7 separate regions of the Mus musculus genome follow, and all the other regions are linked to region 1. Evidence: chromatin loops called from intact Hi-C (ENCODE). Cell type or tissue: heart. All regions are shown on one strand. Region 1 overlaps Zfhx3 (zinc finger homeobox 3). Region 2 has its middle 48 kb from the start of Gm39242. Region 3 overlaps Lncbate1 (brown adipose tissue enriched long non-coding RNA 1). Region 4 overlaps Zfhx3 (zinc finger homeobox 3). Region 5 has its middle 15 kb from the start of Psmd7. Region 6 holds the start of Zfhx3 (zinc finger homeobox 3). Region 7 overlaps D030068K23Rik (RIKEN cDNA D030068K23 gene).

Evidence for each region. A loop is a pair of places that touch in the nucleus more often than their neighbours do. Peaks named below come from ENCODE experiments on the same cell type or tissue, not always from the same donor. Only the 100,000 strongest peaks of a DNase experiment are listed, where the experiment ranks them.
Region 2: a loop joins it to region 1, with 25 times the contacts of the local background. A loop is called at or near these places in 2 of 42 quality-filtered maps.
Region 3: a loop joins it to region 1, with 7 times the contacts of the local background. A loop is called at or near these places in 17 of 42 quality-filtered maps.
Region 4: a loop joins it to region 1, with 4 times the contacts of the local background. A loop is called at or near these places in 13 of 42 quality-filtered maps.
Region 5: it touches region 1 in a loop (6-fold over the local background); 4 of 42 quality-filtered maps call a loop at or near these places.
Region 6: it touches region 1 in a loop (2.7-fold over the local background); 12 of 42 quality-filtered maps call a loop at or near these places.
Region 7: it touches region 1 in a loop (4-fold over the local background); 8 of 42 quality-filtered maps call a loop at or near these places.

Annotation. Positions count from the first base shown.
Region 1 is chr8:108,909,551-108,913,550 of GRCm38, reverse strand. All of the region lies in intron 4 of Zfhx3 (zinc finger homeobox 3), which reads right to left. Among named protein-coding and RNA genes, the nearest start is that of Mir3108, 25 kb to the left of the region's middle. In heart, a CTCF peak has its summit at 1,809; DNase peaks (open chromatin) are centred at 1,830 and 2,520; H3K27ac peaks cover 958 bases.
Region 2 is chr8:107,880,133-107,884,132 of GRCm38, reverse strand. No RefSeq gene overlaps it. Among named protein-coding and RNA genes, the nearest start is that of Gm39242, 48 kb to the right of the region's middle. In heart, a CTCF peak has its summit at 2,099 (motif pointing left); no DNase peak of the experiment used is centred here.
Region 3 is chr8:108,572,395-108,576,394 of GRCm38, reverse strand. All of the region lies in intron 1 of Lncbate1 (brown adipose tissue enriched long non-coding RNA 1), which reads left to right. It overlaps Gm51548 (a long non-coding RNA gene), which reads left to right. Exons shown (of 3, transcript XR_003947448.1): 1 at 1-2,439. It also overlaps a transcript of Zfhx3 not described here. Among named protein-coding and RNA genes, the nearest start is that of Gm51548, 3.6 kb to the left of the region's middle. In heart, a CTCF peak has its summit at 2,098 (motif pointing left); a DNase peak (open chromatin) is centred at 2,064; H3K27me3 peaks cover 637 bases.
Region 4 is chr8:108,788,267-108,792,266 of GRCm38, reverse strand. It overlaps Zfhx3 (zinc finger homeobox 3), which reads right to left. Exons shown (of 10, transcript NM_007496.2): 2 at 1-65. The coding sequence starts at 19. Among named protein-coding and RNA genes, the nearest start is that of Zfhx3, 76 kb to the right of the region's middle. In heart, a CTCF peak has its summit at 1,552; DNase peaks (open chromatin) are centred at 1,206 and 1,476; H3K27ac peaks cover 249 bases.
Region 5 is chr8:107,601,452-107,605,451 of GRCm38, reverse strand. No RefSeq gene overlaps it. Among named protein-coding and RNA genes, the nearest start is that of Psmd7, 15 kb to the right of the region's middle. In heart, a CTCF peak has its summit at 2,226 (motif pointing left); no DNase peak of the experiment used is centred here; H3K27me3 peaks cover 583 bases.
Region 6 is chr8:108,712,620-108,716,619 of GRCm38, reverse strand. Zfhx3 (zinc finger homeobox 3) reads right to left here and starts at 1,976. Exons shown (of 10, transcript NM_007496.2): 1 at 1,290-1,976. In heart, a CTCF peak has its summit at 1,862; DNase peaks (open chromatin) are centred at 1,559 and 2,119; H3K4me3 peaks cover 3,861 bases; H3K27ac peaks cover 3,723 bases.
Region 7 is chr8:109,183,581-109,187,580 of GRCm38, reverse strand. All of the region lies in intron 5 of D030068K23Rik (RIKEN cDNA D030068K23 gene), which reads right to left. All of the region lies in intron 1 of 4922502B01Rik (RIKEN cDNA 4922502B01 gene), which reads left to right. Among named protein-coding and RNA genes, the nearest start is that of 4922502B01Rik, 64 kb to the left of the region's middle. In heart, a CTCF peak has its summit at 1,500 (motif pointing right); no DNase peak of the experiment used is centred here; H3K4me3 peaks cover 665 bases; H3K27ac peaks cover 689 bases; H3K27me3 peaks cover 272 bases.

The DNA of each region.
Region 1 (4,000 bases):
GGATACTAACTTTTTAAAGAACCAAGCGAAGGAACCAAGGTGGGAATCACTTGGCATGATGCGGGAACTCTAAAGAGCACACTTCTCCTGGTTCAGAAGCACGAGAGCACGCACGCGCGCACACTCCACGCCACGCTCCACACCCACGCACACGCCGCACACACGCACACACTCCACACCCGTCACAGGAAGCCCAGAACAGACTCAGCAGGAGTCAAGCCTGGGAAACAATTTAGAACCCTGGACTGGGGTTCTAGCCAACCCCGCCATAGGAATCTCCGACCGCATGCCCACGTTTTTGTTTGTTTGGGGAACAAAGGTCCTACACTGTGGCCCAGGCTGGCCTCAGCCCTACCTTTAAAGGAATTCAGGTGACCTCTGAACTTCTAGCCCACACTAGTCAAATAAGTCACACTCAAGGCCAAAAAGAGGATCATTCTAGATTTGTGTTTTCCTAATTCTTGTAGAAAGATGGCAGGGTATCAATGGCTAGAAAAATGTACTCCAAGGCTGAAGAATGGTCTGTCTGTCTTCCCAACAGCAGAGAGCCCCAGAGGCAAGCCCTTGGGCACTGCTTGCTTTGCTTGACCTCAGGGCTTGCTCTCTGGTTTTCCTGTGTGTCCTTTTTGGCTCGCTGCACCACAAAGTTAACGCTGAGTCTCCTGGCCTTTCCCTTAGTTTGCACAGACAAAAACCAGGCATTCGTGGCTTGACATTCATTAGATATACAGCTCAGTATTAACAGCATTCATGGCCTTGTAGAGGGGGAAAGGGCTTAAGTGTGGAAAAAAAAAAAAAAAACAAAAACAAAAAAACAAGTCAGTTGTACCAGAAGATGCACGTACCATCTTATGTCCAGGGAAAATGTGGCCTGCGAGTTTCAGGCTTTTGATAAGATGGCTATAAAAATCCATCGTTTAATGGCAATACCAGCAGTAAGTTAACCAGTATTTAAATTGAGCATATGCACACTAGCTGGGCATCTTAAATATGTTCCATGGCATCAATCATGGGCAGTATTGATAAAGTATATACATGGGATTTGGCGGAGAAATGGCTCAATGGGCACATCTCTCTGGCACACACACCCATGACCACCTTAGATGGGAACGGTCTGGCTCTTACAGGAGACAGTTCCCCACACGGTGCGCCAAAGTGTCTCTCAGCACAGGGAGGTTAAATGCCCAACTGGGCCACCAAAGTCAAGGCCAGCACCCACAGCTGCGAAGCAGAGTTGGGAGCTATTACCTGGGACTGATGCTCATGGCTTGAAGCTTTCTAAGCAAGTCTATTTAGGAGGCAGATACAGAGGTGTGTGGGCGGGTTACGGATGCAGGAATACGTGAGGAAATCGCAAGAAGGGGCTGTGGTACTCGTCCCAGAACCTTCGCTCTGGGCCTGCCTGAGTGTTGTCTTGCTTCCTTACTCCATGCAAACAGGAAGCAAAGGCTAACACGTTTCAAGAAGGGGGGGGGGGGCAAGTTAAAAGAGGTTACTTTACTTCAGGAAATTATTATTATTGTTATTATTATTATTTTATTAATTTTGGTTTTTTTCTTCAAGATGAGTAAACCCATTCTTCTTGAGTTTCTAGGCTTTGCTCTATCACCTGTGACTTATAAACTAAGAGAATACTATATATGAGCTTAAAGAAGAACAATTCCTTCACAGGGGATCAGTGACCTCACCCCTATTTCTTTTTTTTTTTTTTTTCTTTTTTTCCTTTTTCTTTTTTTTAAAACAGCAACAACAAAAAACCCAGGTCTCATTTAGCCAAATAGGAGAGTCCCGCTGCAGTTCCATCTGTGACCTACAGGTGTCGCCCTCTGCATGGCAAGGCCTAGAGGGCAACTGGCTAGGAGGCAGGCAAGTCTGGGCTGCACGTGGAAACAATATATGTCTCGGAGAGAATGGTCTAGTCCGGAGGAAATAAAATAGAACATTCATAAGCAGTTACACCATCTGTCTTTAAACCATCATCATCAACAGCAAGAGGGGGTAAAGGCTCTTTAAAATGGATGAAAGCCGAGGCTGACTGTAACCGGAAAACCGTGAGAGTTGAATACCAATAACGGTAGAGAAATGAGTTTTAAAAAAAGAAAAAGAAAAAAAAAAAAGAAAAAAGAAAAAAAGAGGGATGCAGACTGCAAATCTGTCTGGACAGCTCGGGGTTGTGAGGCTTGGCAGACAGTGTGTGTCTTTACTGGTCCCAGAAATGTCACGCAAGCTTTCTCACCAAAGCCCAGGCTTGGGCAACCCACAGGGAAGGAAGCATTGGTGCCCTGGCCCCTCACAGGTGTGGTGGCCATGCCAGCCAGAGCCTGGCCATTGAGCTGGGGCTGCTTGCTAGTCACAGTCCTCCCTGGGGCTATGCGTTGGATAATCTCAGCTGACAGAGCATAGGATGAAGAGACAGCTTTCCTCACTGCATATCACGAATTGCACATTCTGGCCCTGTGTGGCTGGCGGCGGAAACTGGCCGGGGTCACCCCAGGAGCCAAGTTTCTGTTCTGCTTTCTGTAAGGTCCACTACAGACAGTCGACAGAACGGCCGAAGACGTGGGTCAGCTGTGGGTTTTATCTGGAAAATTCTGTCCTTGGCTCAGGGGAACAGGTTGCTCTCCCTCCAGCCAACACTCACGGCAGCCATGACACCCTCAAAGCTCAAGTGGACAGTTTGCAACCGGTTTTCCCTCGGAGCAGTCAAGAAATGATACTTCACCATCCTAACCAGGGCACGGCGGGGACCCTTCCTCAAGGCTGTGACAGACGTGGGCAAGGAGGTCGCCTCCACCCCAGCCCCGGTTCTCAGCGGCAGGCAGCAAAGCCCAGACCACCCCATACAATTCTGGGTTTGGAAAAGGTACCAGGGGAGGGGCCTCTAAAACCTTGCTGGGACCCACCTCGGAGGTGGTGCCCAACCCTGACCTTCGAGTTAGGGTAACTCCTCTTAATCTTATGTGTTTTCATGCCAAACTGAGAAGGGGAAATTTTCTTTTTTTGACCCAAGTCTCAGACTGGCCTCAGATTTGCTGTTAATCATTCAGCCCAATGCTTCCACTGCACTCGAGTTGGGATTACACACATACATACATACATACATACACACACACACATATATACATGCATATATACACATACATACATACACACACACATACATACATACACACATACATACATACACACACATACATACATACATACACACATACATACATACACACATACATACATACATACACACATACATACATACACATACATACATACACACACACATACATACATACACACATACATACACACACATAGATACATACATACACACATACATACATACACACATATATACACACATACATACACACACATAGATACATACATACACACACATACATACATACACACACATACACACATACATACACACACATAGATACATACATACACACACATACATACACACACATATATATACATGCATATATACACATACATACATACACACATACATACATACATACACACACATACATACACACACATATATACATGCATATATATACACATACATACACACATACATACATACATACACACACATACATACATACACACACATACATACACACATATATATACATGCATATATACACATACATACATACACACATACATGCATACACACATACATACACACACACATATACATGCATATATATACACATACATACATACATACATACACAATACATACATATATAGATAAATAAATAAATTGCAAGCAAGCAAGCCACCACTCCATATGCTTGGGGTTGAAAAGGGGCTCCATGCCTGAGCACTCTACCAATGGGAACTCTCCCACAGCCCAGAGATGCAAGGAAATTGTGCAAACCAGCACGGTCTTCCAGATGGTCTACCATCTGCCTCCCACTGCCAAGTAAAAGATGACTTCGGACAGAGATGTAGACACCTCCTTACTCCCCTTGTTGGGCCA
Region 2 (4,000 bases), 1.0 Mb after region 1:
CGGCTATGTTTCTGTTTCGTAGGACAAGCTACATAAACACACATAAATACGGTTAGATTTGAAACATAAGATCTGTAACAGCCTCTGACACCGAGAACACACTTGATAAATAATGAAGCAGTGTCTTCCTCCAAGATGGTGGGAATTTACCATCGGGAAGGGAGGCAGAGCCCCCTCTACCCTGACACACACAGAGTTCAAGACACCACGAAAAGAATACCACCCAGGGTCTCCATCCATTTGTCTCATGTGCCGGCTCAACCCAACCCACCTTCATCTTCCTCTGAACTAAGACAAAGGGGTCTAATGTGTTCCGGGCAGTGTCACAAAGCACATCAGGAGTGAATGGGGTTTATAAGATTAGATACTTTCTCTCCAGGCAGTGGGTCAAATCAGAACCTTCGCTCAGCCAGCCCAGTGCATAATCTCCTTTGATCACTTTCAATCAGACTAAGTGTCTGCAATCTGTACAATGGCCACTAATTTAGTGGAAACAAATAATTTGGAGAGCCTGATTATCAAAAGATGAGACAGAACGCAAGGTCCAGACTGGATAAGCATGCTGGAAGTTTGCTCTTGCCTCATTTTTTTTTCAAAGCTGCCATGACCCATACAGCATTACTGCATTAGGGACTTAGAGTTGGTCTGCTAAGCTTAAAAATAAAAAGAAGAAAGAAAGAAAAGAAAAAAATGGATATTGGATATTGTCACACACACACACCCTCATGAGTTCCTCATTTAAATAAGGAACAGGGTACAATGCATCAGTTAAATCGCAAGCCTTTGTCACTGACACACGCAGCCATCCACTGCCTGGACAACTTAACATGAAAGGGTTTCATTGTGTGAAAACCAGAGCCTCTTTATATATATATATAAGATAATGTATAAAATTCTAGTTATACAACTGGCCGGCATCACAAAGCTCTGTGGGTCCTGGAAGCCTCTCTCTCTCCCCCACCATGGATAATAAGGCATGGGGTTTTGCTTGCTTTGATTAATTTCAGAATATTGCACTGAACCTGCATAATCCCTAAGACAGCAGAGTAGAGGAGAAAAAGTGATGGGCAATGATAAAAAAAAAAAATGAAATGATCAGGCAAAGGCTGTGTTCTATCCGTGCTGTACAACACACAGGTATGCACATGTGCACACACACATGCGCACACACATATACACATACACACATATATGCATACATACACATGCACACATAAACATATATACACACACACATGCATGCGCTAGAGCGTGCACACATACACACACACACACACACACCATCACCACCACCATTACAAAACTGATTTCAGCAAGTACTAACCACAATAATGGTCAACATACAAAATGGTCTTTGACTCTAGGACTTAAATGATATGCACGAGGCTGCAGCAAGCTTAAACAAAACCTCTGAGGTGTCGCCAGGGCTGTGATCAGATATATAACATCACTGGGAAATGCACACCGCCTTTTTTTTTCCTCAAATCACAGCAGCCATTATTTATACAAGTACTGAATATGGAAAAGGCTCTGACAACTTTACAGTGGTGTTTGGATGGATGAAGATGCGGGATGATGGATGAGGGAGACAGAGGATTCCCTTATTAAAGCATCAAATTCGCCTCTAAATATCAAACAGACATCTTAGCCCCAAACGCGTACTGCTTCCTACTCAAAATCATATAGACCGAACACATGAACGGCCTTTCTTTGATAGAAAAAAAAGGCAGGGTGTTCGCCTAATGAGTAGTGTTAATTTTGGACTAGGCCATTAAGTACCTTTTTTTTCTGCATAATGTGAACTCAGAGTCCATGCCTATCAAACAAGAATAAACGTGACAATTTGCAAATATAAATGAATGTTGGCAGAAACGGGACAGATCCCCACCCTGCCATTCTGTTCTAAAATTTTAGTAAATAATTTCAGCAGATAGCATCTTCCAGCTATATTTTTGGTGTCTTTCTTGACAGGAAAGCTGCTATGAAGGGATGAAAACTCACCATTTACTCTGTGATTTTTTTTTTTCTTTAATACTGTGCTCGGATTAAAAATATAGACTCATACATACAATGTTGGTAGCACTGCAGCGCCCACTAGTGGACATTCTGGAACCACGGAGGCTCCTGTCTCCAGCGTACATTCAACAAACCAAGTGTGTTCATCGTAAAAGTGTAAAATCAAAAACGAACAAAAGAACATAAGATAAAATGAGCCTGATTTACGAAGTGTGGCAACTTGATTCTTATTGTTTCCATATGATGATGAGGCTGGTACTTTTTTCCACAAACCTCAACTCTACCTTGGCTCTTCCTGTAAGATTAACAGTAGGCAGAGAAACATGGGCCTGATATTCATGAAGTGTCTGTGTCTAAGGAATCTTGCCTAAGAGTTCAACTAGAACACGAGAGGGTCCGGAAGCAAACAAACAACAAAACCAAATGCCTGTTTGTAAAAGAAGCCAGTTCTACCCTAGTCACTGCATGGGCTAGATCTCGCCTATCTCTGCCTCCCAAAGCAATGACACCACTGGGAAGTGGTCTTTTGGTATCAGCATGGTCTAACATGTAACCCAAGAGTAATGTGATTATAACTTACCAGGAAACAATATTTACATGTTGCTAGTGTTTCCGGTTCCTTTCCTTACAATGAAAAACAAGTTTCCTTTGGTCTTTTAATGTTTCTAAGTACAGTGATGATTAAAGCCCATATCTCTCTCTCTCTCTCTCTCTCTCTCTCTCTCTCTCTCTCTCTCTCTCTCACACACACACACACACACACACACACACACACACACAGAGAGAGAGAGAGAGAGAGAGAGAGAGAGACAAAGACAGAGACAGAGACAGAGACAGAGAAATATTTTTCACACATAAGCCTAGAGATTTTTCTTTAGTTTCATGTCTAAGAATTTGTATATTTTTAAGGAGCTTATTTTAGAAAAAAAATGCTAACACATTTCTAAAACTTCATTCACAAAGCTGTAAAGGAACAAAGCATTCTTAATTCGTGTTAACGAAGACATCTTATTTAGCAGGTGTGTGTTGAAAGGAAACAACGCAAGCCAGGAAATCAAGACTAAACTAGTTTTAAAATCCAGAGGGTTTGCCCAATGCAAATTAGGAGTTGTGTTTTAACACCTGAGAACTAGTGATATCATATCAGCCAATTGTGGAGGTCTGAGTCTTTGCTTTCTCTGAGAAAGAAAGAAAGAAAGAAAGAAAGAAAGAAAGAGAGAGAGAGAGGGAGGGAGGGAGGGAGGGAGGGAGGGAGGGAGGGAGGAAGGAAGGAAGGAAGGAAGGAAGGAAGGAAGGAAGGAAGGAAGAAAAAAAGAAAGAAAGAAAGAAAGAAAGAAAGAAAGAAAGAAAGAAAGAAAGAAAGAAAGAGAGAAAGAGAGAGAGGGAGGGAGGGAGGGAGGGAGGGAGGGAGGGAGGGAGGGAGGAAGGAAGGAAGGAAGGAAGGAAGGAAGGAAGGAAGGAAGGAAGGAAGAAAGAAAAGCTTCCTGAGCAGGTGGAAGTGAGGACTCTTTGGATACCAGTGAGCCTGACTGGTGACCCTGACCAGAGAGTTGCTTCCAGGCTCTTTCCTGAAATATGCCACTGTCCCTAACTCTGAAGCCATCAGAAGCCCAAACCTGGGCACCTCCTCTTTGTTGTGTCTTGACACAGACACATCCTTCTTGATTCACAGTTGAGCAGTCGAACCTTTGTATGGGTTGTTTTGGAAAGAAAGAAGGTTAGTAAAAAGAAGGAGGAGGAGGAGGACGATGTTGGTGGTGGCGGCAGCGGCAAAGGAACTGGGAAGCAGTTTCTGCCATGACAGCATTGCCCACATCTCTGAACCCATTCCCAACATTGGTTTGAGCTCCTCAAAGACACAAACAGGCAGTAAATGAGCGAAGGCAAGAGGTAACTACCTAGAGCCTGGACTGCAGGTCAGATGGCAGAGCCCCTCCTTATCCTGTGGGAAGCCCTGGGTGGGATCAGCAGCGTTGCCTAAAAG
Region 3 (4,000 bases), 340 kb after region 1:
GTGATGGGATTATAGGCACATACTGCTATGCTCTGGTTATGTGGGGCTCTAGCCAAGGGGTTTGTGCTAGGTGAGTACTCTATCAGCCTAGCTCATCCCAGCTCGGTCCTTCTTCTTTAATGTCAAGTGATATGTTTGTAAAGAACAGTGGGAACACTGTCCCAGGAGCCCAGAGAGACTTGGGCACTACACATGGTGGCTATAAACCAGTCCTTTCACCTTGGCTCAGCAAGTGAAAGAGATTGAGTTCAAGCCTGAGTTCATTCTATAGGAGCCACTTGGTTGGAGGAGAGAACAGACTCCTGTAAGATGTCCTCTGGTCTCTAGACATATATAGTATGGCATAGATACCATTTTAACCTCTATTTCTAGAATACCCTGCCTTGAGGTATGCCATTGCAGTTAATTAAAAATATATATACATTTTTACTTACTGATTTGTGTTTGTGTGTGTGTGTGTGAGTGAGAGTGTGAGTGTATGTGAGTGTGTGTGTGTGTGTGTGTGTGTGTGAGAGAGAGAGAGAGAGAGTGTGTGTGTGTGTGTGTGTGTGTGTGTGTGTGTCTTAAGTTCGTGAGCAGAGGACAAGTTTTTCTGAAGCCTTAATTTTTAAAGAACTCTTGATGCTGATCTATGGTACTGAGAACATAAGCACTACACAATCTAGTTTGGTTTCTGTGTGTGAACGTGCACACACGTGTGCACACATATATGCGTGTAGCTGCACGTATGTATGGAGGCTGGAGAATGACCTCGGCTGCCATTCCTCTGAAGCTATCTATCTTGTTTCTCTTCGGCCCATTAGGAGAGCCTATCTAGTCAGAGAGCTCCAGGAATCAGCCTGTCTTTTATCTCTTTCCAGGGCTGAGATTCTAAACGTGCACCGCACTGCCACACCAAGCTTCTTACGAGTAGGTTCAGGGGATTAAGCTCAGGTCCTCGTGCCTATGGCAAGCGCTTTACCAGTGGAACCATCCCCCTTCCCCTTCCCCCCTCCCCCTGAGTTTTGTTTCTTTATGCTAGTGTTCAGTTAATGGGGATAGAGAGGGGAAGAAGATGGCGATAGAGACCATGCTATCACAGACTGGAAAGGGATGGGTGACAGGAAAAGCATGCTGGGTAAGGCAGTTATGCAAATGTCAAGAACAGAGCCAAGGATGTCCCTTTCCCATTGACTGTCTTTGTAGAGCTCCCTCATTGCTTCGTATATACTAGGTACTCAATAAATCAATGGAACAGCAACAAGGAGAATCCATCTGATAGCACAGGCTTTGAAATGAATGTCCGACACAGAAGCGGATTTCAAATGGGCTATGATCTTGGCATCTTCCACCATGATCACTTCTTTCCCCGGGAATTCCCTTCCCACCTCCAGCCCCTTTTGTAGTTTAAATGCCGTTTACAGATCTTCATTGGCTGTAAGCTTCAGAAACCCTACCCCAAGTGAAGTAGCTAGAGCTTCCAGCTTGAGGTGGCGTAGTGGGTATGGGGAGAACCATCCTTACGTCTGCACTATGAGTGACTAGGCGGAATTGTAGCCCAGTGGGGTCGGAGGCCACTGTGCACCCAGGTCTCCACACTCTCCCAACCTAACCTGAGGCTGTGACTGAGGCTGATGACGTCTTATTAGTAGATGACAGATAGCTGCTAAACTTTCTTCTATGGAGAATAATTTCTGAATAGGGGATGGAAAGTACAGAGTTAAAAAAGAAAAGAAGAGGCACCCATTTTATAATCCGTATCTCATAGGCACATCAGCCCAGGAAGGCAAGTGTTATCTTACTCCAAGGTAGATGGTGAGTCTGAATGCCAGGGAGTTTCGGGATGATTATATCCCATGATACATCAGGCACGAAGCAATGGCACCTAGCCCAACGTAAGGAATGAACTTGTATAGGTATCCCTTAAGATATAACTGCTTGGAATGAGTTTTGGAGAGCACTCCACCCCATTAATTCGGGTTGCATTCCTGAAATGGTCACATGTCATGAACCTTCAGCAACATGCCTTGAATAAACTGAGAGCCAAGGTCCAGAGATGATGGAGGGCTTTCATAGGGCAATGGAGCTGGGACACCGGTATTAATATGGCGCCCCCTAGTGTTTTTGTGGTGGTAGCGTGACTTGGAATCACACCAGCATACTGGTCTAAATAGGGCCTCCTCATGGTCTTCTGATTGAAGGAGATCCTGCCTATCACGACCGTTTACATCTTTTAAACCGTCATGTTAAACAAAATTCTCTTCAACTTTAATGCCTTTCCCCCCCTGTCCAGTATCCATTTCCAGCCTGTGCTGAGTAGAACCCAGTCTTCACATTGTTTTCCCCTCATTGTGTGTGGCCTCCTAAGTACTTCAAGGATCAAGACATACCGATTCATTATTGTGACTGCGATGTTATAAGCAATGGATAATGGCGTCAGTAGATGAATCGTTGGAGGAGGTGGGTATTGCTCTGTCCACGGCTAGTGGGCAGAGGGCAAGGGAGCCATCACGGGATGCTGAGTAGTGCATGTTTCCTGCCTATCAATTGCTAGATTTTTTTTTCTTTTAAATCTTGGCAACCTTGTCTGGACAGTATAGTCCACAAGGGACACAATGAAAGCAATTGGATCACACCTGTACATGGAAGGAGGTGAATCAACTAACTGGAGTCATATTGTTTACACATTTCAAGAAAAAGTGATTTTTTTTTTTTTGAGAGGAAGGGTCTAACCAAGTATCCTTCTGTTTAGTGTAACATGTCTTTATTTTCAATGTTGCACAAATATAGCAGACACAGACATGTGTTAAAAACAGTAAGGAAAGCCAGTTCATTAACTATTGGGAAACATGGGACAGGTCATGAGTAGACAGCCAGTTGGGTCCAGTCCTACTGTTCTGTTTATGGTTATTGCTGCTTTATCAGGTATAAAAGACTCTTATTGTCCCTGTTGCACATAGACATGGGGGCCAACAAAGGGGAAGGAGATAAGCCAGGCTACTATATTTGGTGTCTCAAGACTCAAATCATAGTATCACAAAGACTATAAAGAGTCATTGGGCCATTTCATTACACAAAGAAGTGCTTGTTTCCTTCATTCCACCATGGTATCTTTTTTTCTTTTTTCTTTTTTTAAAGTTTCAATCTCAGAAGGTAGAGAGACAAAAGCGGACCCAAAAGAGAACTTGGGAACACATTCCAGTCTCCACTTTTCTATTAAGAAATAAAGGGCAGAAGCTACATGTAGATAGGACCATTGTTATAAATGTACATAAATATATGACCATGCAGATAATTTGAGATTGAAGGTTGTTTGTATAGAGATATGCAAGACACAGGCCCCCAACCCCTTTGTTTTCGTGAGCTCTCTGGTGACCCTGTGTAGCGTCCTTCCATTTGGTCAGACCTGTAGTTGCCCATCTCCCCCAGAAGACTTTCCTTTACGTTCCAGATGGCCATTCGAGGAGGAGCAGAAGTCACCTACTGAGAAGCATGGGTTGGGCATACTTTCAAATAATAACCCAAAAGAAACAAAAATCATCAGATGACATTTCAGCTTGGAGACACTCAGTTTTATGAACACTTCATTCACAATAAAGGCCTTTACTTGGAGAGTGGACTCAGTGAGGGGCTTTCAGCCACTAGCCTGTACATGTCCAGCCAGACTCAATCACAAGTTGTAGGAGCCCTTGGGAGTGGAGGTCCTGGTTCAGTTACACCACTGGGGGCCATTGCTCATGAGTGATCAGAAAGGATGGAGATTGTTCATGTAGGCAATATGGATGGAGGAAAATTGGGGTGTAGTTGAGGGCATCAATCCTCTCAACCTCAAGGGGCAGACACTGTATAGTCTTGAAATACATCAATGACATTGCTATATTGGAATAAAATTCAGGATTGTTTAATATAAAACCTATAAGTACTTTGTTCTCCTCCTAAGAAAGACTGAAGCACTCACACTTTGGTAAAGTGTAGACCAGAGACTGAAGGACAGGCCACCCAGAGACTGTCCCACCTGGGG
Region 4 (4,000 bases), 120 kb after region 1:
GCGAGTCACAGCCTTCCATGGTAAGGCCTGCTTGGAGCTTTCATTGCACCCAGTACGGATCGGACCTGAAGGGCGGAGGCGAGGGGGGGTGGGGAGGAGGGAGAGAGGGGAAAGAGAGAGAGAAAGGAAAGAGGTTAGGAGGGCTGAGGCTAAAGTCCCCGCGTGGGGTGCTCTAAGAAAGCTTCTGTCCACACCCACGACACAAAGCTTGCAGGGCAGAGGGCAGACTGGGGAACATGGCCCCTGCACGGTGCGGTACAGAGAGGGCAAGAGGCACCATGGACGACACAGCCGGGTCCATGCGTTGAGTGGGAAACAGGGAAGCGGTCAGGGATAAGCCCCTTAGACTTCACACTGTCTGTCACTCTACAGTTCGATCCACTGGAATTTTCACTCCATGCCATCAGGGCTTTGAGACAGGCTGGGCAGGGAGCCACAGTGGAAGAGGCTTAGCATCTTTCCAGTACCCAGTGAGGTCATGGAATGACCCGCCCACCCCCCCCCCAATACAGATAACTTACATGAAGCCATCTGTAGCAGATCAATTGCACTGGGGGGGGGCATGGGGGGGGGACACCAGGGAGGATGAGGGGAAGAAGCTGTGGCCACCTTCAGAAAGAGCTGAGTGACATAGAGAAATCAGTGCCCGTGTGTCAGGTTTGGTGAGTTCAAAGGTCTACAGGGGTCAGAGGGCAAAGGTAAAGGCTTAGGTACATCCTGAAAAGGGCCCAAGGGGGACAACGGCCCACATCCCTCCCCATCGGGTCTCGGAAACATCAGAAGTCACATGTCCCAAGCAGTAAACCTTCTAGGGTAAATCCTAACCGAGGCCGGTGCCACGATTCTCAACCATCAAACTGAAGAGAAGACCCCCTCCTTCACCCCCAAATTCCCATCTCCTTCACCCCCAAACTAGAAAAGCTTCCTCGTCTGGAGCTCAGAAGACTTCGCAAGTGAAACTACGAAGGCACCAAGGATGAGGCTGGCCCGACTTTCAATGGGGCAATGCCTCCTTGGGGAGCAATACCTCCTTCTGCCCATCTGCAGGGAGCCTGTTCGCCATGCGCCTTGCATGGGGTGGGTTTCCCCTAGCAAAGGCAGAGACGGCAGCTGGGCTGATGACCAAGGCCCTCTTGCACAGCTGCCTCTTGGTTATTAGTTGCTGCCCTAGCAGCTGTCCTGCAGCCCTGGGGCTTTTCCGTTTCCGACTCCAGAGTGCTACTGAGCTGAACTTGCCCTCTGAGAGTTCATGTCCCTGGGGAAGGTAGCAACAGATCACAGGCTGCCTGGCTCCTGTACCATCACCTCCTCGGGGGTGGTTATGGCCTTGTTGCAGGTCTCCTACAGGTGGCTCAGCACCTGTAGGAGACCTGGTTCAGTCTTTTAGTCACAGACCCCAGGCCATCTGGTCCCTGCTCTGCCATCTAGCTCATTCATGAGCAGCAGACAGAGCTTTTGGCTAGGTTTCATCTCCCTCCATCTCCTGCCAACCTTGTCTTCGACTTTCTGTATTTCTCCGGGCTTGACTGCATAGTGAGCCAACAGCTCCCCCTCGGGAAAAGGAGGAGAAGGCAGGCTTGCAGAGGCCTCCAAAAGGATGTGCCATGATTGGTTTAAGACTCTCACGCACTCACTTGTCCAATCAATCGACTGATAACCTTGGCCTCTGTGATGGTAAAAGTTCCGTGTGCCTTAGAAACGACCTGTTCGCTTCAAACAAATCACCTCACTAAACCAGCCCCAGTGGCAAATGAGACAGGGCTTCCCACAAGGCTTAGCTGGGATCTAGGTGAGAATCGGGGGAGGCTCTTCCTAAGGACATCCCTGATTGGCTGGATGACACCTGATTGACAGTTCAAGCCCAAAAGGATGGCAGGTCTGAAGGGGCGGGAGGGTTAACAGCCCGATTGTAAAATCAATGTCATAAATGCTTGGTAAGTTACAGGAACATGCGGGAAGGGGAGGCCACGATTGATAAAGGAGAACAGCTTTGATGCTGCACCAGGGACTTGTTTATTGACAGCAAAGCCAATCTCCTCTCCAGCCTGGGTTGGGCCAGAGAAACCTGCTAGCATTTACCAATTAATTGGTGGGCTTTGCTTGCCTGGCTCTCTTCTTCCTCCTCCATGAACTGGCCGGCTAAGGGGCTGGGACTTTAAAAACAGAATATAACAACAACAACAACAACGACGACGACGACGACAGAGAGAGAGAGAGAGAGAGAGAGAGAGAGAGAGAGAGAAAGAGAGAGAGAGACTCGTTTAATTTGTTCCCTACTCCCAAGCAAGTTACTAGTTCTGAAAGACAGGGAACTGGGGCATTGGGTCTGGGGGTCGATCCTAGGAAGGTGACAGCCCATAAAGATGCAGGTGGGAAAGAAAGCCCAGTTTCCAGGCCCAGAACGCCTGTGTTAGAGCTTCTCCCCGATACCCACTGACTGCAGGCGAAACTTTTTAAGGAGATGCGTCAATAGCACTGTCCTGAAAAATGCAGGCTCACACCCCACCCCAAACAGACCTGTCAGATACACATCATCTCTGGGGACCCTGAATTAAAGTTTGAGATGCTGTTTCACGACATCTTCACCAGACGACCAGCCTGTCTGTTTCTGTATTGCCAGGGCAGGAAGGCTGCATGTGTCCTCCTGCCTGGGTCCCTAGCAGATGCAGAGAAGAAGGAATAGACTGGGAAGGGGGTGGGGGTGCGCTGACGTGAAGCAATCTCTTCATCCTGCCCAGTCTGGCAGCTCATGGGCCTCGGGGCATCCACTACTCTCCCACCCAGCGAGCTTGCTCTGTTTATCAGCCAGTCAATAAGAAAAAGGTAGTTCTTACTTAAGGAGGCAGAAGTCAACTCGGCAGGTCGATCAGCGCTCTGTCTGTAAACATGGTTTCCCGTAAAATCAATGCTCTTCAGTTACAGAGGGCGGCCTGGGAACCAAGTGGGTCCCCACACTTTCACAGGAAGCCCTGCCACTCAGCATTCACAAACCTCTCCTCAGCCCCCTAAGCCCTCCCCTCCAGCCCTGACCCCATCCCACAGACACTCCAGTCTGGCTCACCCGGAACTCTCAACCCTTCCTGCAGGCCAATTCTTGGTCCCCTGGCTACTCCCGCAGGTTCCCTTTAAATGGCCTCAATAACTACACTCCAATGCTACTTGTTTAGGAATTCAGTTCAGATTTTATAAAAGCACATCTTTCCGATGACAAAATTCAAGGGTAGACACGGAAGCGATCCATCAGGCGTTTGTGCGCACGCACTGTTGCTCCCTTCTTTGCTCTGCGGAGCATTTAAATCTGCCATTGAAAAGTACTCAGTGCACAGGAATTCCGGCACCTTAGGAATCCCCCAATACAAAGGGGGGGGGGTATTGTGTGAGAATATCAAGGTTCCCTGTTTTAAGGCCCACTGCAGTTTTGGAAATATCAATCTCTTTTAAAAAGATTGCTTTGCAAGGATAGAATGCTACTACCAGGTCTGCCACACTCGCCTGGGCAACTATCTCCCTCTTTAAAGTGAGAGGGTGTTTGTTGTAAGGAAAGTTCAGTTTTATTCCATGAAGGAGGCAGGGGGGAGGAGGGAGAGATGAATGAAATGCCTCAGTTCTGGTAGGCTGAGTAGGGGTGTGTGGTTCTAAGGAAGGGGAGGGGGCTCCTGCTGCTCCAGCTCCCATCGAATTAAACATGAACAGTCACACTGTGTAATTTTAAATTGTTAATTAGCACAGGGTTAATTAGGCGGTCCTTTCACGAGGGGCTGTTTGGCAGGAAACCAAGAAGGGAAACAAAGGGGAAAGCAAGAAAAACAAAGAGAATAGAGACAGCAAGAGAAACTGTTGCCTACGTGGAGAACCTGCAGGGCATCACCAGAGAAGTCAGCCAGCAGGCAAAGGTGCCTGGTCCTCTGGGGACTCCTTGCCCTGCCCTAGGGAGAAATACAAGGATCACCCTTCTCCTGGGACCCAGGCAGTGCACAGCACATGCTGCCAACATGTTTTG
Region 5 (4,000 bases), 1.3 Mb after region 1:
CCCCATCCCTTATGAGTGTGTGTGTGTGTGTGTGTGTGTGTGTGTGTGTGTGTGTATGTGTGCACATGTGTACACACACACACACACACACACACACACTATGTAATCATAGCATACCAGGCAAGCACAACATATTTCTTCATTTCATTTCTCATGGATCCAACCAAAGGTAAGAATAAAAGTTGCAGATCTTGGCCAATCCAGAAATTCCTATATTTTGCACCTGGGTGAAATAATATTAATTTGAAGTACTGGGGTAGGCAGGAAGGAGCTATGAGCCACAGGGTGTTCAGAGGGGTTTGTAAGATTCTGCATCTCACTGGAAGAAAAGAGATTTTCGTTTTCTTCTTGATCTTACACACACACGCTTCACGGTGTATTAAACACTTCGTAACAAAAATGAAAAAAGGGGGGGTGGGTATGGGGGACCTTTGGGATAGCATTGAAAATGTAAACGAGGAAAATACCTAATAATAATAATAATAAACTTGGAAATAAAGAAACATCACATACTGAAAAAAAATGAAAAAAGAAAGAAACAGAGCAAATCAGATTTTATTTTTTGAGAAGCTTCGTTCAATTTCCCCAGAAGCACACAGTGCTGTTTGCGTTGCTGGTCTATTGAATGCCAGCCACTGATGTCCCAGGCTCTTTACCAAAGCCACTTCCCCATTCCCTTGCCTGGCGTTTCCCTGTTCCATAGTCTCCCATCCCTATTCCAACCTTCCCACAGGGCAGGAGCTGTACTCATCACTTTCACAGAGGAGAATCTAGATTCTATATTCTCTGTGTTTGAGACACCTACAAGAGTGTTTTGCATACTCAATATTTACTCAGTGCAGTTTAGCATAACGTATTTATCCAATTTATGAGTTAACATAGGCTAAATATGCACATTTCAGCCAAATCTGGTTTGCAGCCTCCAATGGATGAATTCTTCCCGGACGCACTGACCACACTGACATTGTCAGTGACACCCACTAGGGTTTGAGCTAGTGTTCTCTTCTGCCCGGCGAATGATTGCCACAATTGGAGACACGAGCTCATTTGAAGGAATGAAATGAGCTCACCAAACGATCATTTAACAGACCTCGGATAATTATCAATTTCCTCTCGAAGCTAACATTTGCTCAAAGAAAAGGAGGAGATTCTATTAATAATCAAAACACTTGACTTTCTGGATCCATTCCACTTAATGAGGAGAACTGCGTTCTCCGGGCTTGGGTCACAGCCAGGTGGTCTCTTACCAGGAATCATTTTCAACTTCTAATCACAGCTCAACAGCTACGCTCTAAATCGTATACAAGTATTGATATTTGCAGTTAAATTATATCAAATGTCAATGCAATCAACTCATTAGCAGGCTTAGAGCAAGGCTTTGCGCTCACTACCTGCTTCTGCCGCTCTTTGATTAAGCAGTCTAGGGGCCAGATTCCTTGCCTCTCTCCCAGCTGATCAGCTCCGTACTACTGCTAATATAAACCAAACGGGTATAAGAAGGAGACGTTAAAAGAGAAGGGGAAAAAACTTACGAGTACATCACTTCCATGCTCTTCAGATTATCAACATGCTAGAGTCTAGCAAGAAAATCAAATGAGATTGCCAAATAGAGAATCATTTTGACAGAGGATCACAGGAGGTCATTAAGAAAGTCTCTAATTGTCCAGAATCATCCCGTCCTGCTACCATCCCTCCAACTTCCTGACTGCCTGGGATTTTTAAATCTGTCTTGCTGCTTGTGAAAACCATGAGCCACCTCGAGTGCTTCTGGTGCATGTGGGATCTGCAGGCGCAAGGTCAATGGGGCTTTCCCGGTATGCTGGCCTACTGCTCCAAACTTTATATCTCTTCTGTCCCTCCGTTATTGCCTGACATGATTTAACAACTGTTATTCCTTATTTAATGATGTCAAAGGTTTTTAGGAAATTGACCGTATTTCACCAACGATATATTTCTTCTTGATTACGGAGTGGTTAAAATGATTTTAAACCAAGACAGCAAAATAAAGCAGTAATAAAATCAATAAAAGGTGCTTAAAACATTCCTTCTATTAGGTAATGGCATTTAAAATATCCGTAGCTTGTAATGGCACTTAGGATATGCCCAAAAATCAATGAGCTAAATTACTTATTGAACTAGTTAATTTGAACATTGAGTTTTTTATGTATATTGATAAAATGGGCTACAGGATACTGGCAAGTAGCGATAGCGCGTCCATGGTCAGATGGCGCCCTCTGCTGGAAATACCTGTTAAACAATTTGTTTTCCAGTTGCGGAACAAAGATTTTTTTTTTTTTTAACTTAAATATATAACTCCAAAACATTACCAAGAGAGCCTACTAAAATTCATCAGGATAGTACAACACTATTCATCCATACACTCTTTTAAACGGTATCTAAGCTGGGCATGGTGACACACACATATAATCCCTTAGATACTGAAGAAGAAGAGTTGAAAGCCAGCCTGAGCCATATACTTAGTGAGTCCCTGGCTCAAAAAAAAAAAAAAAAAAAAAAAAAAAAAAAAAAAAATTCTTGCAGAATATGACATTGTACATTCAGTATCAAATAGCAGATAAAAACCAAACTTTTAACTATTTCAATTTTTTCCTTCCTCATTTCCCAAATATTATCCTAGGGCTTCAGTATATTAAAAATGAGATTCTAAAAGCCGGCACTTCTTCTCTTTGAAGTCAGAGGGAAGGAGTTTAAATTTTAAAGGTGAAAGCTTAAGTCTACGCTCAAGGAAAAGTCTCCATTCCCGGTAGTTTAATTGATCAAAATCAAGTTTGAACTAGCTTCGAAAAGGCGGTTTGAGCAGCTGAGATATCAGCGCAGTAAAGAGTTTCTCATTCCCGGGTACAAGTTATAGAAGATTCCCCAGAGCTATTGCTGCCCCCTTCCCTCTAACATCTCCTATGCAAAAGTATTGTGAGGGAAGCCAACTGCTTTGCACTTGCCCTGCTAAGCCTTACGCTGGCTTGGCGTTCCAACCCGCTCACCTCTTTCAACTCCAGCTACAAAGGGGAGCTTCGGAAATTATGATAAAGGGGTTATTTGACAATAACCGAAAATGGTGTGTAGTTCCTTTGAGAAAATAGTCCAAAATATATCGTTTGGGTTTTGAAGGATACCATTAGTCGGTCTAGACATCACGCACACTTTACACAGGTCAATTGGGTTCAAAATAATGGATCTATTAAAAAAAGAATTGTATGTAGTAACGAAGGGAAAGTTTGAGATTGGGTTTTGATCTTTGTTTAGTTTTAGGGAGCAGGCTCTCGCCCTGTGGTTTATGTGTGAACTCACATTCTTCTCGACTCAGGCTCCCAACGGGCATCCCAGGGTGCACCACTGTGCCTGAGCTAAAGGAAAAGTAATCAGAGAGCTTGGCATGTGTGCATTCGAATTTTATCCTATAAGCATTGAAAGGGTTTCATAAGTTTGTTTTTTATATATTAGTGTATGTGTGTGAGAGTATGTGTTTGTGTCTGTCTGTCTATCTGTATATGTGCCTGTGTTCATGTGTATGCGTCATGTATTGTGTGTGCGTGTATGTCTTTGTGTGTCTGTGTGTGGGGTGTCTGTGTGTTTTTGTGCCTGTCTGTGTATGGTGTGCCTGTATATGTGTGTCTCTGTGCATCTGTGTGTGGCGTGTCTGTGTTTCTGTATATGTCTGTGTGTGTGTGTGTCTGTGTGTGTATGTCTGCATCTCTGTGTGTCTCTGTGTATGTGTGTGTATGTTTCTCTGAGTGTGTCTATGTGTGTCTGTGTGTGGTTTCTGTGTGTGTGTCTGTGTAGAGTGTGTGTGTGTGTGTGTGTGTGATGTGTGTGTGACATACACTAATATATCATCTTACCAGGCCTATTTGCTAGTCATTTCACTTTGACGGGCAAACACAACACCTTAACGGAGTTGGATAATAGCACACACAGAGAGCTGAAGCAGAAGAATCGCAAGTTCTAGGCCAGCCTGGGTATTCAAGAAGATGTGTTGAAA
Region 6 (4,000 bases), 200 kb after region 1:
CTCTACAAACTGGGCACCTGCTGCCTGATGGCAAAGAAACAGTTACCCCCAGCTATGGGTGAGCTTCAAATTAGACTCTTATTTACTTAGTGACTCGTCACCAAAGATCTCAAAGCACGAAATGAAGTGAGATGAAGATGACGTGTAACTTCCTCACCATCTCTCTCCCAGGCTTAAGTCTGGTTTCCTTGCTGTGTCTTGATGCCGTACACCAAGCAGGCCCTGGCCTTCCCTGCCTTCCAGATGGGAAGCCTATATGCTCTGGGGTTTATATATCAGTGGCTCCAAGAGAGTCTTCAGAGGCTGATAAATGAGAAAATGCAAGGGGTGGAGGGTGGGGGGTGGGGTGCCCTCCTGGACTCACCTGCTCTCCGGTCACCTTTAAACCAGTTTAGCACACTGGGTACCACCACTAAGGCTGGCTGCTGAAACTCCCTTTGAGTGTGCCATGTGGGCTGTGGGCTCTCCCCTGAGGGTAAGATTTCCCATCACCATCATCATTACATAGGTACGCACAGGACAGAAAAGGCTGTTATCCAGAAAGCTTGTTTCTCTCTAAGCCTACAAAATGACTTTGAGTTGGATTTTGTTTTGGTTTTGTTTTTGGTTTTTTTGTTGTTATTTTTCTTGTTGCTACCCTAACTTGGATATCTCTCCTCTTTAAATGGAGTTTAAAAAAAAAATCTTACCTTTCCTTCGTACTTCCCGCCCCCCAAAATAAATGCTGTACCGGTTCTGGCAGAAGAACAAACCGAAATTAGAGAGCAGCCAGGCCAAGATGATCTCCATAGGTCCCGCCAGCTCTGCCCTGATTCTCTCTTTAATTACTCCCCAAACAGGCACATTCTTCACATTGCTGCAAACTGACCAGCGACTTCTAACACACTCTCACTCTCTCTCTCTCTTTCCTTCATAACCGCCCCCCCCCCCGGCAGCTGAAGGTGTGTTTTAGACCAAAGAATCCAAAGTTCTCAATGGCACCAGTACCCCCAAGTATTAACAAGGTAGGAACTAACCCAAAAGCAGGAGGAGGAGGAGGAGGAGGAGGTCGGGAAGGAAAAGCAAGAGGAGATAGGAGGAAGAACGTACTCTGGTGCCCAGCAGACTCTAAGCCACTCTCTCCCCAGGTAGGTTCCTCCTGGAGTCTAGGAGTTCAAGTGCATCCAAGCCTGCCCTTCCCCCACACGCCCCAAGAGAATGGGAAGTTCAGCCAAGACTCACTCGCAGCACCTGCCTCCAGCGCTAGGCCGGCTGCGAGCGGCGCGGCGGGGGAGGGAGGCTGCACTCACCTGGCACACAAAGCCTCCGTACACCTCAGGAGGAAGGAGGCACTCGGAGGTCCGGGGGCCACCACGCCGGGCAGCGCGACAACGGGAGATTCCAGTGGCAGCGGAGCCCCGAACTTACCCACCCCAGGCGGCATTCTCCCCACCTCCCGCTGCCCCCCGGGCTCGGCGGTGGCGCAGGCTAGGAGCGAGGGGCCTGGCGGCAGGGGCGGGGCGCGCATGGTGGCGGCCCGGGGCTGGCGATCTGCGGGCTGCCCCGGGGAGGGAGGTCCCCCAGGCGCGGCGGGGATTCACCCACGGGGCGCGGCGCTGCGTCCCGGTCCCCGTCCCGGCCTGCCCGCCTCTCTCCTCCTCCTGCGCCGCCCGCTCGCCCGCCCGCCCGCCCGGAATCGCTTTATGTAAATGAAGCTCAACTCGCAGTTTGCAGCGCGCACCGCCCGAGGAAGGGGGGCGGGCGGGGCGGGGGGCCTTCGGGGATCCACATTACACAGCAACAAAGCGGAAGGTTAATTTGAAACTCACAGCCCCGCAGCCTCTCGGCTCCCCGGGCAAAGCCTGACATCTACAGTCGCGCTGGGCGCAGGCCGGGCTGCTCGCGGTGGCCGCGCCCGCGCGCCTGCGGGGACCTGGGGACATAGACGCACAAACACACAGGAGCAGGGCCGGAGCTGCCGGGCCCGGGCTCCCAGCACCAGCCTTGGAGGCGGCCTGGGCCGCACTCGCCTGGGGACAGGAGCCTTGGCTGCCCTGGCCTGCACCAACCCAGGAACCGGCCCGGCAGGAACAAAGCCGCGTCCCCGCGAGGCACTGACCGCACCGCTCATCAAAAGTCAAAGGCCGGCCTGGAAGAAACGGACGCGCCTTCGGCCACCCCCAGTCTCTCCCCCAAAAGAGAAGAACAAGCAGTCGGGGCCTCCGAACCCTGATCCATCAGTCTCTGGGCCCTGTCCACGTCAGAGCCAGGCCACTCTAACATGGGGACTTTAGCCAATGTGGACAGGAATTTATTTGAAACACACACCCATCCTATTAACTGCTTCACAGAGCACTTCTGTTTTTCAGCTGCAGAAACTTACGAAAACATCCCCTACTCACTCACTCTCCATTGAGAGTTTAAGGACAGTTTCTAAGGAGAGGGGGAGAAGAGGAGAGCAAGAAACGACTAGAAAAGGCCAAGCAGCCTGGAACCACCCGCTGTCAGGATCAGGAGACTGCCCTTAGGAGCCACAGAGCATTTCAGACAGGGCAAGAAAGGTGGCCCGGCTCAAGACGATTCTACCACCAGGATCAAACCCAACGGGGCTACCTCGGCTGGTCACAGCGACAGCTGGGCACTTCTAGGTCTCCCAAGGTTCACCTTTGGCGTTCTGTTATGCAAAGGCAGGCCCCCTTGAAATCTCACCGGAAGGCTCCAGTCCTCTCAGACAGAATTCCACCCTCCTCCTAAATCTAGTCTTCATTCCCAGCATAGAAAGACACCTGCTTTTTCTCTTTCTGAAAACCAGCCACCCAGGCTGCCCCCGGCAGCCGCGAGTCTTTTCCTACTGCACAATAATGAACCATGCAAGTGTTAGAAATATAATAAGCTCACCCGGCGAAGAGCAGAATGTATGGAATCGTATTTGCATTAAACACACACTAACAGGGAGGAAAGGGGGAGGCTTGCTTGGTGAAAACTACAGGGCCCCAATGTAGGAAGCATTTTGGTACAATAGAATTCGGTTTCAAATCGATGTAAATACCTAACCTGTTGGGCGCAGTCTGTTACCCTGTCTATATTTTAGCACAAGAAAAAAAAAAAAGATTGCAATCGCCGTCTCCCTTCCCCCACCCCAAGCTAGGACCTTGGGAGAAAAGAGCTGCCTCTGGGGAATCATGTCTGATTAGGGACAAAGGAGGGCAGAGGCCAAATTTAGTCAAACTTGGGGAAGGGGGAGAGCAGGTCTGGGGGGGTTGGGGGAGGATGGGTTTTTGAGCCAGAGTATGGCCTCCATAGACCTGCTTCAGGCTGCCTGACCTCGGGCTCAAGAACAGGTGGTGTTTTCAAAACACACTGTTATTTATGTTAGCCACACGAGTCAGGAACACCTTAAAGAAAACCAATTAATAATTTAATTGAAAAAGTGGCAATGAATAATGCATAAAGACGAGGAGATAGGCAAGGTGGGGGGGGGGAGAATCTCCTCTCAGAAGATGACCCCCCCCTCCAGAAATCTCTTTGGGAAAACAGAGATTCCAGACCCTCAGCCCTCACCTGGAAGCTACAGGCTGAAGATGCAAAGCCAACAGGAAACTGCTTTCCACTCCTGGAAAACTGAATTTTGCAGCTTCCTCATGAGTTTTATTCACGGGACAGCCTCAGAATCTTGTAAGGAGGTGAGTATAGGTGGGGGCATGGGATACACATTTTGACAAAATGAAAGCTAGAAAGGGAAAAAAAAACACCCCACAAGACAGGATCTAAAGTAATGAGAGATCCTGAGGAGGGGGTGGCAGTAGAGGGCCTCTGCCTTGATCCTGCCTCTGTCCCAGGCCCTGGGTCAGGCCTTCTACACCTCAGAAGCCTGACAAGCAGAAAAAAGAATGACCCTGATCCCCTTTCTTTATCTCAACCCTGCAATAACTACATGCATGACGAGGCCTACTCAAGCCTGTCTTTGTTTAGACAAAAATTTAACTTGGAGAGCCACAGGCAGGTAACCTACAGCCTGGAG
Region 7 (4,000 bases), 270 kb before region 1:
CTCGGTATTTCCAGCTTTCTTTTAATTTCAGGAAAGCCTCACCCCCATTTTCATTATTGTCCTCCCCCCGCCCTCAAGCGGACTACCACTGTTTGCAAATCAGAATTGGAAAGTAATGTGGCTAGGCTTTGATTTGATTATTTAGGACTTGTAAAAAATATCGGGTTCTGTACCACACATAAATGCTTATATTATACACCCAATAAGCAATATTTCACTGAAGAACGGCGTAGAAAGTGAAGATGAGGCATGTGGTGGTCCTTTAAAGGTTGCAGATGCAACTGCTCCAGTCACCCACAACAGCCAGGCTTAGTGTCCTGGGCTCAGTGTCCTAGTGACGGCGTCCTAAGGTGTGCAGTTACTGCAAAGACGGGCAGCTTCACAGCTGCAATGGCTGCCCGGTGTACCTTTGTTGTCTGTTACCTCTGTATTTGCTATTCAGTCAGTGATGATGACAGAGAGTTATGAGGAGGGCAGAGATTATTCAACAGACTCCATAGGCTCTTTTAATATTCTCCTGATGAGATAGTAACATCAACTTTGCTAGAGCTGCCATGTGATTTTTTTTTTTCCTAGAAGCTGTACCTTTGAGTCTCTTCAGGGTCCAAGTGTAAGTCAGTAGTGATAGAAAAAAAAATAAGAAAAGGGGAAAAGGAAAGAAAGAGAGGAGGAAGGGAGGGGGAGGAAAGGAAGAGAGAGAGAGAGAGAGAGAGAGAGAGAGAGAGAGAGAGAGAGAGAAATTGGTACCTGTAAGCTTGTATCATTTCCATACAGTATGAAAAAAAAAAAAAAGAAACCATTTAAAAATGTTAAATATAACAATTAAATCAGCATGGAAGGAGAGGTGGGAATGATGGAGTCTGTTCAGAAAAAAAAAAAAAAAAGACTCCAGTTGAGGCTGTACAGAGTAGATCCATAGCCTGTCTGTGAAACCTGCTGAGAGACATGGGTGCACAGAAACAGCACCAGGCGACCTGTATCCTACACGGCCAGGCAGTGGGCAGCTGAGATGGATGTCACTGCCTTCACCAGGACTGTTCATGGGACACGTCCTTACTGCTAGAAGGCACTGGCATGTAACGGGATACTGCCGTGTCTCACCACATACATGCACACACACATCCTTGCAAAAACACGTGCAGCAGCGTCTGGTGTTGATATTCTAGTCCCACGTAATTGCTTTCCTTTATTTTGTTGACATTCATTTTCAAGCCTGACTCAGAACCACCACTAGGAAAGTAAGCAGGTAGGGCCTTGGTTGTCAATTTATTTATTTTTTTTTATTTCACTAACTGCAAATCTGTGCTTGTTTGCAAGAAACTTACGGCATTTGGTACTTAGCAGTGCTAGAAATCCCAAGAACAAGTAGGATGTTGTATCAGTTTCTTTGATGAAGCAAACCATACATCCTATTATTCACTGTATGTGGGTGAGCTACCACCACCAGGAAGCTCACTCCTGGCTGTAATTCACTCCCAGCACTGCCCAGAAGGTGTCACCACAGCCTCATTGGCTTCAAGGATTTGGGGACAAGTGGGGAGTAGGAGGCAAAGGGAGAAAAACAGACACAAAGAAGGGGAAAAAAAGTGTTCACGCAGACAAAGGAAAACAAGACAATGTGCCAGGCAATAAAACTCCCAGAGAAACCCAGACATTCGCCCAACCTAACAGTGTGACTTGCCCAGAGGAGAGTGGCCCTCCGTTTGTTGGTGAAGGCAGGAAGTGGGAGAATGGAGGCAGAGGCTGATCCACGCAGGCATTTTGTGGAGAGTAAACAACACGTGGTGAACACTAAGCCTGGTCCAAGATGCCCATCTAACCTGCTCACCTGGCTTTCACCTGTGGTGGTGGTTCGGTGCTGGACCATACAAAGGGGACCTAACAGCTGCGAAGCCATGCTAGGAAGAGTCAGACGACATAGAACACAGTCTTTTTTTTTTTTTTTTACTGCGGAAGCCACACAAATTAACTCCAAATTACTGCTACAGTCAGACAAGGAGAAGCTTCGAGGCACAGAACTTGTTGCTGTAGTTCATCTTGCTTGAGGTGGTGGCTTCACTCATCTACTAGTTGCTAAAAGCCACCCCGTTTACAGCACGACAGCTTTTAATCTCTGCTCTCTCCCCCAGCAGCCCCCCCCCCACCGTAGTTTAATTAAAAGACAATGAACCTTTTAAAGTAGTCAGACGGAAAATATAAAATTGCCCTGTTCTATCAAAGCTTAAGACATTCTCGTTCTCAGAACATGAGAGGAATTCAAAGTAGCTCACTTGGTGGTTTATTACGCCATGGTCCCTCTGTGCCATTCTTTATCAGGGCTCTTGGAATAGCTATTTGAAACCAGAAAGGCGGGTCAACCTCAGACTGATAAATAGTCAAAATTACAAACAAGCAAGCAAGTAAAAACAGCCGCATGCGATCAACATGGTGTAGTCTCTAGGTCATTGTGTGTGATATTTATTTCTAGAATGTCACTATACATCGAAATTGCCCCTATGTGTTAACTTACAGGAGTCTAAAATAGGTAGCCTTTCTGACTTAATATATTCTCAGTTTAAGAGTACAGGAGCTATAAGAAGATTTAAAAATAGTAAATGTTATTGGATGATAGGTGGGTATGGATACTTAGCCTTCTTCTAACTCCACAGCCTAAATCTATTAATTTTGGCAAAGGGCACCGAGACACATCCGTGTGATTTGAAATGTTTCATGGGAGTCTTTAAGCATGAAGATCCCGTCTAATCTTTCCAGACATTAAGATGCTTCATCCCGAAGACCCCTTCATAGCAAATTGTAAGCTGTTCTGTTTTATGCGCTCTGACAGGATGAAGGGCTGAGCTGGCCCTAGAGGGATAGGAGACGGACAGAGTCTGAGGAGTTCAAACTTGAGATTTCCAATAAAGCACCTCCTACAATTAGAAGACAGCTATGGCAGCGTATTATTAGATAGTTGCAGGGCACGAAGAACTACTTTCTTCTTCTCACCTTAACACGGCCCTAAAATGCCCGCCGGAATCCGGCTTCGGCAGTCCGTCCTCCCAGATGAGCACCCAGGTTCTTACGGTCGGTCACCTACTTGAGTGCTGCACGGCACACCTCATTCCTGTTCTCTGCTACCTTCATCCTTGATTTCTTACAGATTCAAATCTGCTTGGTACTCCTCCCCAGCCATCCTTACCCAGCATCCTTGAGTTCAAGTTTCTCGAATGGGTTAAAGACTTCTACTTTTTCTCTTTCTTTTGGGTCTACCAATCTCCAAAAAGGAAATTCTTACTGAATAAGAATTGTTGTTTTCAGATGTCTATTATGAAAATCCTACTTCCAAAGTGTTAGAGGATGCCAAACCATCAATTAATGTAATGTCAACACTTATTTTCCTGGAATGAGGCTTGTGTTCTATTCTTTGAATCATAAAATAGATTTCCCTTTAGAACATACAATTATAATAGTATATTTTACTTTTTTATGTATTTATTTATTTATTTGGTTTTTTGAGACAGGGTTTCTCTGTATAGCTTTGGCTGTCCTGGAATTCACTTTGTAGACCAGGCTGGCCTCGAACTCAGAAATCTGCCTGTCTCTGCCTCCCGAGTGCTGGGATTAAAGGCGTGTGCCATCACGCCCGGCATATTTTACTTTTTTAAAGTCCCTGAGAACTAGTTCTCGTGGTATCAGAAGGCTCCACACAGGCTTCCAAGCAACTGATAGCCCTACCCTGCTCTATGGCTCCAAACTAAAACAATGACCGCCATGGCACAATTTGCAATAGGGGCACACACAACTTGGTGATAACCAACAGCTGTCAAATTGGACTTAAGATCCTCTCAACATGAAGAAACCCACGCCTGGTACTGGAGACCTAGCCAGCTCCCCAAGGCTGATAAAGTCACTAATCTGCGAGGAGAACCTAAAACCCACCACTTAAATATAGCCACATATATAAGCCATATAAATATATGGCCAAGGATATAACTCAGAGGATATAAATCAGCATAATCAA